Regions from separate parts of the Homo sapiens genome. Here region 2 is linked to region 1. Evidence: read pairs that join two places in POLR2A ChIA-PET (ENCODE). Cell type or tissue: OCI-LY7. All regions are shown on one strand. Each heading gives the region's core, and the rest is flanking DNA. Links, peaks and the distances in the headings are about the cores only.

Region 1 (8,346 bases), core at 127-8,126:
TTGGACGTGGCATACTTCTTGCCAGTAATTTTTGTGTGTGTTTATCAGATCAGTCAAATGTGTATTACATACCTGTTAAAGACACTATCCTTAAGCAGTGGAGAAAATAAGAACACGGCAGTGTATATTCTCAAGGAGCAAGGCTATAATCTAGGAAGAAGGATAAGGCATAATTACATGAAAAAATTTAAGTACTGAGTTAACAGTTTAAAAGCCATCTTAATGAAGCATGTAACTATTTATTGGAAATAGTGTGTGTTTAAAAGGGGGAGATGATTGGGCTGGGAGAAGCTATTGAGGATGAGAATCTTGACCTGAGTCTTAAACTTTTCAGTACTTGTATATTTTTACATATGTTCTCACATATGTACATGTATACATAATTGTTTGTATAGTATATTAAGTACCGACATGCAGTGGTTCTTAACTTGAGCAGCACATTGATAGCATGTTAGGATCTTTAAAAAAATGTTTGCTCATGCTAATTCAATTCCGTGCCCTCTTTGTCCCTTCACCCCACCCTGTAATATTGAATGGGTCTGGGATGGATCCCAGGCATTAATATTTTTATAAGTTCCCCATTTGATTCAAATGTGAGTCAGTGATAACAACTGTTGGACTGCAGTCTGGGTATAGAAATGAATAGGACATAAGCCTTGCCCACGAGGTGCTCTCAGGTAATATAAGGAAATGTGAAAAGTAGAGTAGTAAGTATAGCTTAGTGCCTGAGCAGGGTACCTAACCCAGGGAGGAGGAGTGATAGTTGAAGAAAGCTTCCTAGACAGTTACATACTTGTTTCCAGGGGGTTTGTGAAGTTACTGCCATTGAGTAGGGTTGTGTGAATGGGTTAATGGAGATGGGTGCCATAGAAAATGTAATCTTTGAATAGGTAGAGGTGGCACTGAAGTTTTGGTTTAAGTATAAAAGTTAACATATACAGTATTTAAAACTTCTGTTTTAAAATAGTGGTTGGCTAAAGTGGTTTAGCTTTAGTGGTTGGCTAAAGTGCTTTATGTACTGAAGTTCACAGCAATCTCATGTGGTAGTTACACTGTTTATCACTATTTCCAGAGGAGAAAATGAAGACTTAGAGCTTAAATGATTCAAGATCACATAGAAAGTAACTGATAGAGCAATATTTTAAACATTTTTGTGTATTTTGTGTGTATGTATATATCTAGGGAAAGGGGAGTTTTTAAAAATTAACCTACTTTTCATTATTCAGCATATTTCCCTAGATTTTTACATAACTTTTTATTAAAGATTATCTTAAGTAATTTAAACATCTGAATGAGGAAAACAGTAAAGGTATGGAATTGAATAGAATTTCAGGTCAAATTTGTGGACTCAGAGATTGCCTCTGACCCTCTAACCTATAGAGTGGCAAAATTTTGAACACCAGGCTCTCGGCAAAACGTAAATTTATTTTTGGCTAGTGGTCAGAAAATGTGAATCTTTGATTTTACCTAAGTGATATATTGTTTTTCTATCAAGATGGGGTCATGACACCTACTCCATAGTTTGAACTCGTGTTGGTGAAAGGGAAGATAAAGGAGCATTTAACATATAGAAAGCACTTTTAAGTGAACACAGGTTAGGTCATAATTATTTAGTATGTTTATTGAACATTATATATAGGACAAGTTCCACTTAGTAAACTTTATAAATCCAGGTGGATTAAGAAATGCCTTTTGTTATTCCCATTATGCTCCAGACTGTCTACCTTTCTGTGTGATGAGTCAGGAGAGAAACTAATAATGACTCAGAGTTGGAGAAAATTTGATTCGTGAATGGGGTAGATATAGTGTAAACACTGAGACTGTTTAGTGTAAAACCTGGGCTATTAGCCCAGCTTTCCTAAATGTTTGAGCTCACTGGTAAAGTAAATTGAAATTTTAATATTATCAGGATTTGTACTGAGTTGTCTGAGCTGGGATGTCATTTCTCATAAAAATAATAATTACATAATTAAAGTAGATGACATTTATGGTGTGCTTATTAAGTGCCAGGCACTGTTCTAAGCACTTGACATACATTAGTGCATTTAATTCTCACCACAGCCCTATGGGAAAATGGGGAAGAGAAGGTATGTTACTTGCTTCAGGTCATACATGTAGTGAGAAGTAGATTAGAGATAGTTTGCACTCACAGTCTTGTGCGTAATAAACCATCTTACTACACTTCAGTGTATTACATACTGTATACCTAGTTTAAGAAATACAAAGAATATTTTAGTGTTAAATTGTTAGTATATGACTATGGAATTTAAAAATAGCCCTATTTATAGAACATAGATGAAGTGAGACTTTAATGGAAAATTTTGAGAACAAATGAATATATAAACACTGGCATTAAAATTCTTATTTAAAATCATTATCAAGCTAGTGGCCTGTTTATACTATTTTCTTTGTTTTTTTCTTTCTTTCTTTTTTTTTTGAGGTGGAGTCTTGCTCTGTTGCCCAGGCTGGAGTACAGTGGCATGTGGTGTGATCTCAGCTCACTGCAGCCTCCACCTCCCGGGTTCAAGCAATTCTCCTGCGTCAGTCTCCCAAGTAGCTGGGACTGCAGGTGTGCACCACCATGCCTGGCTAATTTTTGTATTTTTAGTAGAGATGGTGTTTCGCCATGTTGGCCAGGCTGCTCTCAAACTTCCAGCCTCAAGTGATCTACCCGCCTCAGCCTCCCAAAGTGCTTGGATTACAGGTGGGAGCTACCGTACCAAGCCTATCTATGCTATTTATTATTTCTGCATTTTTTTTTTAGCACCTATGATGTGTGCCAGAAAATAATTATGCCATTTAATAGCAAGGTTGATATAATGTTTTATAAGTATAAAATTATTGGCAAATATTAGGGTTTGACATTTTCTCTGTGCTTTTTTTCCTTTTTTAAAAATTGAGATATAATTCACATACAATAAAATTTACCCTTTTAAAGTGTACAGTTCAGTGGTTTTTTAGTATTCACACGGTGTGCTCTTAAGTGCTTTTATATTTTCATCTTTATTTTTCATTATGTTCTTAGAACCTCTGGTCCCTAAATTTTAGCTTTCCTTTCAGTAAAGTGATATGGTATTCAAATTATGAGAAGCCATTAACTTAAAATAATTTAATATCAGCCTTTCCCACTTTACAGAGAAAATGAAATTATGGTAGGATCTCCTCAATTTTAAGTTTCTTAAAACTTGGGCACCTACTACCATTTGTTTGCAGTGGAGTTTAGTATAATAGGTATTTATTAGGTTTGTGCAAAAGTAATCACAGTTTTTGCCATTGAAAGTAATGGCACCAGCCTAATAGTTGGATTACTTTTGCAAAAACCTAACAATTTAACTGAGTGTAATACTTTCACCTTAATAAAACTTTTACATATCTTTCATGGAGATCTGCAAAGCTCTGTCATCTAAACATTTGGGAACATTGATTCAGAGTTAAAAAAAAAAAAAAAAGGAGTTTCCACTGCTTACCACTTTAGTTACAGTACTAGAATCAGTGTCCTAAAAGATGTTTCTGGGGGGACCATCTCTACCAGTATCACTTTTGCCATTTATTTAAAATCAGATTTCTGGAATCCACCCCAGTCTGGGTTAGGGATGTTATCTGAGAGTCTGCATTTTAACTTGAGTGATTTTGGTACACACTAAAGTTTGGGAAGAACTAACTTAAATACCCTGTACTAGTTTACTGATCCGTCAAATGAAATGAATGCTGGTTATCTAACAGGATTGTTACATGAATTAAATAAAATGATGTTTGTGAAAATGTTATAAAAATGCCCAAATCAGAAATTGTAGTTACTGTATAGGTTAATTTCCTATGAGGTTGTTAAACATTTTCATTTTTTTCTTCCAATTTAAAACTGTGCATATTTTAACAGACAGGTTGAGCTACTTGGAAATTCAAAGTACTTTAAACATTTATGTAATGTCACATACTTAGTGCAAAATGCTCTGTCTGCTTTGCCTCTTTTCCAGAATTTAGACAAGTCTAGACTACAGAAACACCTCAAATAGTTAATGCGTAATTAGAACTTTACTTTCACTCATTTTTAATTTTTACATATCTTTAAGTGAAAGCATATACTTGTGTTTATAAATGTATTTGATAATTAGCAACTCAAACTTTTAAAGCATTGTGTTTGCCATCTTATCAAACTACTATCAAGTGCAAACATTTTTCCCATTGATTACAAATCTTACATGTTAGACCTATAGGCATCCTTGACTGGCAATTGATTTTGAACATATTTGGTTAACTGCTGAGTCAACTTTCTGTTTAGATCTTAGGCAAATGTGTTATAGCCATATACCTACATGTATAGAATTGAGCCTCAGCCACCTGTTACATTCTCCTTAGGCTATGTAAAAATACACAGGGCACCATGGCTGAACGACATTGTAGGAATATTTAAATTCTAAAAGCAGCAAAATCACACACTTCAAAGGTAAAAAGAGCTCCAGCAAGTTCAAATCTTAGCATGTCAGTTGACTAGTAAAATGTTTATTCTGTGATAGTTTTTGGAGATTTTGTCCAGCAAAATTTTGTGGGTCACAGTGTATTTTTCAATGATAGTCTCATTTATTTTAAGTAGTTGAAGAAATAGGGCAGTTGTATTCTGAAAATTAATATTTTGTTAGGTTTTGCTGAAGTGAACAGATAGGAGAGAATTTATATTGTGGATTACAATTCTGTGGCAGCTGAAACTTTGTTTTCAGGCTCTTCATAATAAATTCTGTGGGGCCAGGTGCCATAGCTCACACCTCTAATGCTACCACTTTGAGAAGCTAAGGTGGGAGAATCAATTGAGCCCAGGAGGTCGAGCCTGCAGTGAGCCGTGACTGCTCAACTGCACTACAGCCTGGGTGACAAAGTGAGACCCTGGCTCAGAAAAACTCAAACAAAACAAAACTCTAGGGGGACTAAGAGAATAGGATAAATAAACATAATAATATACAGTTTGAAATACAGAACTGAAACAGATGAAATTAACTTAAAAAGACATCTTTCAGACTAAGCTTATCTATGGTCATGTAAGCAAACTACTTAATATTTTAGAATTTGCAGGTTACATAAAGTATCAATTGATTTTCTATTATTTTGGAGTTTTTTCCAGAATATTTTTAGTAGTATTTAAAAAGAATGTAAATCTCAGAACAGAGTTAACATTCAGAAGATGGTGCTTGAGGAATAGGAATAAAAAGTACGATTGTATTAGCTGAAATAATCAAAGAAGTTACTTTTAGGTTTCAAATTCTTGAAAGACTTCTCCATATCCTATAATGTAAGCAAAAGTTGATGCAAATCAAATTTATGTAATCCTAATTTTTTTCTGCTAGTAGAAGTAATGTGTTAAAAAAAAGGCAGTGTGTTCACTGTAGTTCTCTCATGGAAATAAATCCAAGGAAAGGTAGAAAAACCTGTTATCTTATACATATTAATATTTGTGTTTCTATTCTTATTTTTTTGAATCTACTTGAGAAATGGAACCACACTATTGATTTGTGTGTATACTTAACCACTCATCATGAGTATTTTTATGATGTTATTCTATAACTTCAAAAATAGGGGTGGATGTGTATGTATCTTTTGTTGTATGTTTTTTAGAGACAGGGATCTTGCTTGTTCCCCAGGCTGCAGTACTATGGTGTGATGACTCAGCCTCAAACTCCTGGGCTCAAGTGATCCTCTTGCCTCAGCCTACCAAGCAGCTGAGAGTACAGGCATGAGCCACCATGTCCAGTTGGATGCATGTGTTTTGTGCTGTTTGATATTAAAATACTTAACCATTACTTCATTGGGAAAGGACCTTACTGCTTATCTGCCTTATTATGTGGCTTTTTGATTAGCCCATAAATAGTCTTAGATAAATAGCCCTTTCCTTTCCTTTCCTCCCCTCCCCTCCCCTCCCCACCCCTCCCCTCCCCTCCCTTCTTCTCCTTTTTTCTGAGACAGGATCTCTGTCACCCAGGCTCAGTGCAGTGGCACGATCATGGCTCACTGCAGACTCAACCTCCTGAGTTCAAGAGATCCTCCCACGTGAGCCTCCTGAGTAGCTGGGACTGCAGGCTTGCACCACCACATTGGGCTAATTTTTTAATTTGTTTGTAGAGATGGGGTCTCAGTATGTTGCTGGTCTTGAACTCCTACACGCAAATGCTTCTCTCACCTTGGCCTCTCAAAGTGTTGTTGGGATTACAGGTGTGAGCCACTCCACCTGGTCTATTTTTTTCTTTTCATATATTGTGTTTCCTGAAACATTGCTCAGGAAAAGTGTTTGTGCCATTGAAAGAGTCTCATAGGTTCAGATAATTGTGAAGGATGACCAGAGGTTTTTTCTTTTTTTAAACCTCTATAACCTTTGATTTCACTGGGAAGTTGGTGGTTGGAGCTGGAGTAATTATAAATGTATGTATGCTGTAGCTGAAATAAGTTCCTGAAACTCATCATGGTATGCAAAATTGTGCAGTAAAAACTGTAGGGCATATGTGAAAATGGAGTTTGGGGCATAACACTCAAAAACTTTGTCAATGGCATTTAAAAAGATAGAAACCTAATAAAAACTAGCAGTTTCACACATGTTAAATGCTTAATAAGTACATAAATACTACAACAAATATGACACTTTACTTTGAAAAATACCTAAACTTTTTGAAAAGTGTTAGAAGGATCCCAGCTTGTGAATTACTGTAAAATGGTAGGAGGAAGGTTATCTGAAATTGGAGTGAGAGTGTTACACCAGATGTGGATGGGTGTAGCTCATAACGTATGCAGTGAACTGACGTAACTGGCAGATGTTTGAGGTGTGTATGCATATATTTCTACGTGACTGGGTTGCAGTTATCTGTGCCTGCTGAGCATTTCTTGCATTTGAACATAAGCAAACACAAAATTAGTGTTATTCTCAACTTGTTCCCTAACATGTGTTCATATCAGTGGCATTGGGACAAATCCATGTTTTTCTAAACAAATGTTATAGTGCGTATATGTCTACCCATGCATAGATATCTGTATCCCCATCAATCTGTCTAAAATATGTAAAACGTTGTAAAAACATAGAAAACAATGGCTTGGGAAGATCAATCCAAGTAATGACATAGAGGAAAGGTATAGGAAGCAGAGAAATGGGAGTACTCATATAAGAGTATACTAATAATGATCGCTAGGGCAATAGTGGTAGAAAAGGAAAGAAAGAATAGATTTCAGAGATATTTCATTGGCATTAAAAATTACATAACTGGATGTTTTGAGCTGGAAAAGTGTTTAGAGATCATCTAGCCCATTACAAAAAACAAAACATTAATGTAGTCTTTCCAGAAAGCTTTTACCTCAAAACTTAAGTTGCATTTCAACCTCAACCTTTTTCCTCTAGCTGAGTCTAGCATATCCCCCACTGCTCCTGGCCCCACCAGGCTAATACTACTGCCGTATCAGGGATTTTATTTTATTACCTCTTACTTAAATACTCAGCCTCTACCTCCTGGTTCATCTTGTCATGCAGAAATGTTCCCTTAATTTTGCTTTACCTTCAGCTTACTGTTTTTTCTCCATAATTGGTCAGTTTCTTAAAGGCAACATTTTCACCTGCTGACTGTTCATTTCTTACTACAGTACTGAAATTCATCTCTCTAAGGTTGCCTGTGACCTTTTTTTTGTACCAGTGTCACCAAACTTGTGACCTCTTAATTGCCGAATGTGACAGCTTCTTTCATTCCATTTGTCCTCTCTGTAGCATTTGCCCTGTCACTCCTCTCATATGCTGCAGCATTTTTTATAGATTCTTTTATAAGAATCTATATGTAAATGTTTCTTCAGAAACATATGAATGCCTGTTGTGTGCCCCAGGCTCAGTGCTGTGTGATAGAAAATATTCACCAGTCTTTAAGGAACTTCTAATCTTTCAGGGAAAGAGATAAATAATTAGAGGTTAGTATAATAACAACTATGATGGAGAAAAGAGCAAAGTACTGAACTAGCACAGAAAAGGGGGCCATGGGCCGGGCACAGTGGCTTTCACCTGTTATCTCAGCAGATTGGGAGACTTAGGCAGGAGGATTGCTTGAGCCCAGGAATTTTAGGCTGCCGTTAGCTATGATAATGCCACTGCACTTCAGCCTGGGTGACAGAGTGAGACCTTGTCTCTAACCACCATCCTGTGCCTCCCACCCCCGCCAAAAAAAAAAAAAAAATACCCTAAAGGGAGCCATTAATTAAGGAAGTCAATAAAGGCTTTACATAACATGAGGTGGTATTATGCTTTAGGTCTCAGTTGGTAAGAAAGATTCTCCAAGTGAAGAGGGGAACAGGGTAACATTTCAGGTAGAGCAAATAGCACGTGCAAAGGCACAG
Region 2 (8,346 bases), core at 54-8,053, 910 kb before region 1:
AATAACTTCAATATTCGGGCCTAGAGGACAGAAATGTTGTCTTGAATTACCCATTAGGGAGTCCTGTGTAACTAATTTAGAAGATTTTCAACAGCATCTAACTAATTTTGCAGAAGTGCAACCATCATGTCTAGAATAAATGATATTTATTTTCTCTAGTGGCAGCAAGATGGAGCCCATCCTAATACTGCACTGCCACCAAATGAACTTCTAAATGTCTTGAATTATAGACTCCTATTTACTTATGGCTAAAATCACTTCTTACCATTATATAATTGCTTCTTTATAAAAAGGATAATTTCTACCTCTGTTACTATAACACTTATCACATAAGTGTATTACACAGTTTAGAAAAAACTAAGGAAAACAACTGATATTTAGTAACACATTGACAATTTTTAATTTTAAATAATGTTAAAGTGTACTTTGCCCTCTATTTGGTTTTCTTCTTTTTAGATCATAAAGTTGCATTCCTTAGAAACTTCTTTGATGAGGCATGTTTTGTTGAATTTTTTTTAACCTAACAGATGTTTGGGTAGTTAAAATTCCTCATGAGTATGGTATCCTGTGGTTTTCCCAACCTAAGTGTTACCCCAGGAATTTTCCTTTCTTGCTGTCTTCCAGTCTTGGTGGTCTATAGGAGACGCACATTATGAGAGTCCCATTCCATTTCATACTAATTTCACACCCACACTCCTTTAAAGTTGTACATTTCCTCAGCATAAGTATCTATTGTGCACCACAGAAACATTTAACAGCTTGTGACTTTACATCACCACCACATATATACACACACCACTCAAACTGCTTTTGACTTTAAGGATAATCAGAAAAATAGATGAGTAAAATAATTTGCATGACTGTAATGTTTCAAGGTAAATATTTCTGCCATTTTTTAAAATTTTTATGCTTATATTTGTATCTATACACTCTCAGCATGCAGTAGGATTATGGCTATTATACGGATTAGTTGAGAACAAAAGCAATTTGGCTTCAATGATCTAGGTGAGAGCATGTGAGAGAAAGAATGGTTAGCTTGAGTTGGTTGAATATTGTTTCCCTTATTTATTCTGTTTTACAGGTGTACACTCAGATTCACAGGGTAATCCAATTTAAATCTCAGCTTGCATTCTGACTTTTCTTCCTGATCTTCAATTTTGATGCTCTTTGTTATGGGCTCAGATAGTTAATGATAACATGTTTTCTGATTATATAATCCATTGTAGAAACTTTTATAATATTTATTATTAAAACTAGGTGGTCTTTTATTGGAGTTACTCAAATTTTAAACAATTTGATTTCAAACTACCCATTAATCAATAACTCTTTATAGAGAAGATCCAGGTTTTGACAAGATGTTATATTAGTAAGTGCTTGAGTACAACTTTATGTCATTAGGATAAAATGCAGTTCTCTGAGATAGTTATTTTGTACTATTTTATATTGTTGTTTAGTCTTTTCTCTAATTCAGAGAAAGAGTTATTATTTTATTTTATATCATGAAACAACATATTGCATTTTTATTTTATTTTTGAGATGGAGTCTGGCTTTGTAACCCAGGCTAGAGTGCAGTGGCACAATCTTGGCTCATTGCAAGCTCCACCTCCCGGGTCCAAGCAATTCTCCTCCCTCAGCCTCCCAAGGAGTTGGGATTACAGGTGCCCACCACCATGTTCGGATAATTTTTTGTATTTTTAGAAGAGACAGGGTTTCACCATGTTGGAAAGGCTGATTTCAAATTCCTGACCTCAAATGATCCGCCCGCATCAGCCTCCCAAAGTGCTGGGATTACAGGCATGAGCCACCACATGACTCATGCCACATTTTTAAGTGAATTATACATAATACAAAACTTATTAATATTCTTCATCCAAATTATTTTTTGAGTTTGCAACATGGCCATTATATTTTCATCTTTGGTATGCAGAAGCAACATCTATGAATGCCTTATTTTTAATATTAAAAGGATTATTGCTCTTCAAGACTTCCGTTACTTAACTGTTATAATTTCTTTTATTCTTATGTTATTTCACCATATATATTATGTTGCAATAATATATGCAGTTCCCCATATAATCTCAAATTATCTCTTCCTGACTTAATATAATAAATAGAACTTTTATTTTGATGTATAAATTATGAAATTTGGAAATTCAATTGTACAATATTTATCATTAGAAAAATGTCTTCTATTCCATTGGAAGCAAAAATTTCCTCCATTCTTGAAACTAAAAGACGAGTAACCAACTCATCGTCAAAATTTAAAGAATTATCCTCAACCACTTATGACTACTTAGTTGAAAAGCTATGAGTTTTGAGAATGCAATCATATGTTTGTTATCACGAAGTTGAAAAATATAAATCTTTTCATCTTTCTCTCCTAATCACAGTGGTAGAAAGACCATTTCCCCTGTGTCTCCTGGAAATAAAATATGGCCATAGAACTTAAACGGGGGTAAGAAGTGGAGGAAATAGGGTGGAAAGAATGATATTCAAGTGGAAAGACTTGAGAATGTAGGATTATTTAGAAATCCAACTTTTCAGTTTCATTTACCAACTTCTGAACTGATCATGTTATATGTTGTTTTATGCTAATTAAACATCTTGTATAATAGTGTCAAGTGTGCTTGCAAGAGACTGTGCATTTAAAAAGTTCACTTCCTGGCTCAGTGTGGCAATTAGAAGCAGGTACTCCCCAAGTGAGATACTCAGAATAGGAACTCTTAGTGGCAGCAGGCACAAAGGCACAGGCATAATTTAACCAAAGGTTACAAATCAGCTGTCCACAAGCCAGATCTAGGCTACTGATGTATTTGGTTTTGTTCTCTGGGCATTTATTTATTTCTGTTTTCTAGTTATATTAGAATAGCTATTTCTTGACAAAATCAGCAGGTTCAAAATAACCATACCTACTGACTAACCCCAAAGTAAACTGAATTTTTTCTATATTTTTGCTATCTTTGTTATAGTATCGTCATCCTTATCATCACCTGCACTGGAAAACAATCTGTTTTGTCCTACCCACTAGAACTTAATGAATCAAATTTCTCTCATTCAGGGAATATTTATAGAGTATCTACTGGTACTGGGAACTATTCTAGACAATAAGAAAATATGCGTGGGATGGTAGCTCATGCCTGAAATCTCAGCACTGTGGGAGGCCACGGCAGGAGGATCACTTGAGCCCAAGAGTTTAAGACCAGCTTGGGCAATATAGTGAGACCTCATCTCTATCAAAATTGTTTTTAAAATTAGCTGGTCACAGTGGCGTGTGCCTGTAGTCTTAGCTACTTAGGAGGCTGAGGTGGGAGGATTACTTGAGCCCAGGAGGTCGAGGCTGCAGTAAGCTGTGACCGTGCCCCAGCACCCCAGCCTGGGTGAAAGAATGAGATCCTGTCGCAAAAAAAAAAAAAAAAAAAAAAAGCAATGATCAAGGCAGATCCTAAACACAAGCAAATAAAAATGATCGTGTAATTATAAATGTTCATTAAAATAACATGATATTATATAAGATTACTGCATGACTATTTTTAGATTGAGTGGTCAGGGAAATTCATTCTGATCAGGGATCATTTAAGTAAAGATCTACGTTATAAGAAGCTGCTCATGTGAAGAAGGAGGTGGAAGAACATTCTAGTCAAAAGAAACAGGGAATACAAAGATGCAAGTTCTAAGAATTTATTTTGTGTAAGCAACAAAAAATGTCTAGTATGAGTGGAAGACAATGGTATGGGGGAAACATGGCTATAAATAATGTTAAAGTTTAAGGTAAAAGCCAGGTCATATAGGGCTTGTTAACCATGTTAAGAAATGTAAAATTTATTCTAAGAGCCATGGGAGTACATTGGATAGTTTTTTTTTTTTTTTTTTTTTTTTTGAGACGGAGTCTTGCTCTGTGCCCAGGCTGGAGTGCAGTGGTGCGATTTCGGCTCACTGCAAGCTCCGCCTTCCGGGTTCATGCCATTCTCCTGCCTCAGCCTCCCGAGTAGCTGGGACTACAGGCACCTGCCACCATGCCTGGCTAATTTTTTGTATTTTTTAGTAGAGACGGGGTTTCACCATGTTAGCCAGGATAGTCTCGATCTCCTGACCTCGTGATCCACCCGCCTCAGCCTCTCAAAGTGCAGGGATTACAGGCATGAACCACTGCGCCCAGCCCATTGGATAGTTTTAAGCAAGAAAGTGACATCATCTGCTTTAGGTTGAAAAAGACCAGTCTGGCAGTGTAGGAGGCTAGTTAGGCTAGTGCTGTGGGAGCAGTAATGAAGAGTTGTACTAATGTAATAGTAATGCAAATGGAGGAATTTGTTTAGATGGTGTGGTTGAAATGAATCATGGGCAGGATTGAGGAGGAAAGGAACAGTGCCTGGATTTTCATTTGCTGCAAACAGATAAATAATGATATGAGAAGGTTTGGTATTTGATCATGTTAATATAGAGAAGTATATTCAACACACAAGCCCAGTGATTAGTTGATCAGGCAGATATTCTGATCTGGAGTTCTAGGCAGCATTCAGGACTGGAAATAGTATTTGAGAATAGTCAAGATGTAAGCAGACTTCAAAGCTATAGACCAGAATAAGAGCAATTAAGGTAAAATCTCCTTGGGGTTGTGTGCTGATAAAGAAGAGAAAAGGGCCAAGTACAGCTCTCTCATCTCTCCAATGCTTACAGTTAAAAAACAATTATTTGCTGAGAATAATTCAGCAAAGAGGACGGAGACGGAGCTACCAGGAAGGTAGGAGAAAAAACAGAAGGGTAGATCTTACAGAAACCAAGTGTCAAAGTGCCAGAAAGAGAAAAGGTTGGACAATTGTGTCAAAGTCTGAGTTGTCAGGATTCTACCTCAAATGTCAAATTATATTAACAAACATTTATTGAACATTTACTATTACAGACATTATGCCAGATACTCTGGGAAATTGTAACAGGAGACACAATTGGTGGCCTAGAAAATAAAGCCCTCTAGATCAAAGTGTATTTCACTATCTATAAGTACTAACATGGTATTTGTCACTGAAAATCTATGTGTGTGTGTGTAGGTATGTTACTATACTAATAAGTATCAAAAATGTTTAAGAATATGTAATTTGGATTTGAAAGGAATCCCCTTTAAAGAGTCTCAGTCAAGATAGGAAGATGATAACATAAGGCCTATATCTGAAGGATTTATATGGGATGGGTGGCCTGGCAAACCTGAAATTTGCTCTGGAGGGCTGGGGCAGAAATGGCATTTCAGAGAATGCAGCCATTTCCCAGAGCTCTGGCTTGCAGGACTTGATTTGCAACTTATTTATGTTGCATAGTAACCATCACAATTCTATGTAAACAGAGTTCAGGATAAGGAATATACATTTTTTACTTAATTATGGTTAATGATATTCTCCAAGCAAGCAGGGCAACCAGTTAGCTATAAACATAAAACCTAAGTTGCAAGAGCAATCTTTACCTATACATTTAGTGGTTTGTATGGAAAAGCACTTAAAGTCCTGAAAGATGTATAGATGGCAAAACAATTTCAAGTATTTGTGTTTCTTCTCTGTATTTTCTTCTTCCCATCTCAAGCTGGGAGTTGAATGCTTGATATTTCTTTGCCTCAGAATTTTGTGCAGTTGAAAAACACAAGCTGAAAAACGACTTGCAGACAGATCAATCAGGGTTATTGTGGTCACACGTGTGTGTGTGTAAGTTTGAAGTCACTGAAAAGGTTGTAAAGTTGGGCTTAAAAGCAACAGAACCTCTAAATATGAAGGAAAAATGTGGGCCTGGGTCAAGGGCATTAGATAATAATCAGTATGGTTTAATGGTAGCGCATCAGAGTAGCTTCCCACAATGCACTGTTGCAATATGAGACTCTAGGACCTTGGCACAACTTTGGGAGTTTGAGAAAAGCCCTAATAATGACTAACATTGAATTTCTCATTGGGTTTCAACTAAATTAAAACTAAATATGTCGTTATATATGGTAGTGTCCTCAGTTATTTCTATGTTCAGTGATTTTACACACAATTAGATTAAGTATAAAGCATAATATATAGACAGATACAGAATATAACAGAAATCAGTATGTACATGTCAGGACAATACTCACGGCCAGGCAGAGTTTTTGTAGAAATCCAGTTTGAAGCATTGCCATAGCCAGCATTGGTGCTGGCAGCCACTTGGAATCTATACCATCTAAATTTCTTTAATCCATATACTGTCTCTTCAGTTAAGTGAGCTTCATAGAGGTATTGAATTTTTTGATATTCAACACATTCTTCGGATTCCCATTCTTTGCATTTTTGAGCACGAAGTTGAGTGGTAATTTTGTAATTTTGAAAGTAGCCAAGGATAGTGTCAGGTCTTATCCATGTCAATGTTGCACTAGTTGACTGAACATCAGAAAAAGCAATATTTGTGGGAACACTGGGAACTAAAAATTAAAGGGAAAAATTAAAAGCAGTTACAATTACCAAACACTTCATAAAGAGAAGAAAGAATAGAATTCTATTATGGAGGAGCTAGTAGAGATCTGTCAAATTACTATAGCTCTTAGATTAATTATCCCCACACTTAATGAGAAGAACCTTAGAGTGATGCTTCCGGGACCATCATTTTAAAAGGGTAGAGGACAAAATAATTGTAATTTATTAATTCTTGATTTTGCTTCCAAATTCAATCATAAGTGGCTTATATAAACAAACTTTGGCTTCAAATAGAACTATTTCACTGTTACAAAGGAAAACTGTATGCTCATATCATCCTAAGTACTTCCCTAGGTATGGTTTGAGTTTGTAATATTCAGTTCCAAGGGAAGATACTTGTGTATTTAAATGTCTAAATAAACACAAACACATCTTATATCTAGTAAATGTTGATTATAAAACAATTTTAAATAAACAATATTACTGACAGTTTTAATGTATATAATTCATCTATTTTTTTTTATTTTATCTCATGTATATTTAGAATTAACATGTAGTCCTGCTTGGAGTCATTTATTTGCTTCCACACTAACTACAGGTTTGCCAAATGCATACCATGTGTCAGGCTCTGAGCCTGGTGTTAGGGATTCAGGATACAATAAAGCTCATGTCCTGTTTTCAAGAGACAGTTTATTGGGCAAGTAATATACACATGTTATGGTTAGAAATAAGAAAGAGCAATCAATTAAGTGATATTGGAACTCTTCTTAACCATGCCTTTCTTTGTATATCTTCAACGGCCTTTGTTAAGAAGATGGAGATAAAGAGAATCAAAATGATGACATGTGAAAATTACATAATGCGAACTGTATATTAATATTCACATTTTAAAATAAGAAAATTAATAAATATTTAGAAAGCTCATTGATCTCTAAAGATATATTAATTCAACATTCAATAAATATCTAAGAGCATCTAATATGTACAGGTAGGATTATAGGTGCTGAAAATACAATGAACAAAACAGACAAAAATTCCTGCCCCTGAAAATTTACATTCAGGGGAGCTGTAAACAATAAAAGTATCAATAAGTATTGTACATAGTCACCTTTTGTATCCACAGGGTACTGGCTCCCAGACCTTCCACGGAGAACAAAATCAGAAGACGTTCAAATTCCTTATATAAAATGGTGTAGTATCTGCATATAAACTACACACATCTTCTCATATAATTCAAATAATCTCTAGGTTATTTACAATACCTAACACAATGTAAATGCTCTATAAATAGCTGTTGTACTGTTTAGAGATTAATGCCAAGAAATAAAAGTCTGGGCATGTGGGGTACAGACACATTTTGGTTTTGTATATTTTCCAGCTGTAGTTGATTGAATCCACGGATGCAGAACACATGGATTTGGAGGGCCAACTGTAGTGTTTTGGATGATGATCAGAGTTGCGGAGAAAAAGAAGAATGAGAAGAAGGAGAGTTTCAGGGATATTGAAAATTTAAATTAGGTAATCAGAGAAGGGATTAGAAGATACTAAATTCCTTTATAGCAGCATGATTTATAGTCCTTTGGGTATATACCCAGTAATGGGATGGCTGGGTCAAATGGTATTTCCAGTTCTAGATCCCTGAGGAATCGCCACACTGACTTCCACAATGGTTGAACTAGTTTACAGTCCCACCAACAGTGTAAAAGTGTTCCTATTTCTCCACATCCTCTCCAGCACCTGTTGTTTCCTGACTTTTTAATGATTGCCATTCTAACTGGTGTGAGATGGTATCTCATTGTGGTTTTGATTTGCATTTCTCTGATGGCCAGTGATGATGAGCATTTTTTCATGTGTCTTTTGGCTGCATAAATGTCTTCTTTTGAGAAGTGTCTGTTCATGTCCTTCGCCCACTTTTTGATGGGGTTGTTTGTTTTTTTCT

The links. ChIA-PET counts read pairs that join two places held together with the same protein. Peaks named below come from ENCODE experiments on the same cell type or tissue, not always from the same donor. Only the 100,000 strongest peaks of a DNase experiment are listed, where the experiment ranks them.
Region 2: POLR2A ChIA-PET joins it to region 1 with 5 read pairs; 2 of 35 experiments call an interaction of 5 or more read pairs at or near these places.

Annotation. Positions count from the first base shown.
Region 1 is chr12:79,678,709-79,687,054 of GRCh38, reverse strand. All of the region lies in intron 2 of PAWR (pro-apoptotic WT1 regulator), which reads left to right. Among named protein-coding and RNA genes, the nearest start is that of PPP1R12A-AS2, 7.2 kb to the left of the region's middle. In OCI-LY7, for the core only: no CTCF peak of the experiment used is centred there; a DNase peak (open chromatin) is centred at 4,814; H3K4me3 peaks cover 1,095 bases.
Region 2 is chr12:80,586,198-80,594,543 of GRCh38, reverse strand. It overlaps PTPRQ (protein tyrosine phosphatase receptor type Q), which reads right to left. Exons shown (of 45, transcript NM_001145026.2): 26 at 6,092-6,415. The region is part of intron 1 of LOC105369867 (a long non-coding RNA gene); the gene reads left to right. Among named protein-coding and RNA genes, the nearest start is that of MYF6, 120 kb to the left of the region's middle. In OCI-LY7, for the core only: no CTCF peak of the experiment used is centred there; no DNase peak of the experiment used is centred there.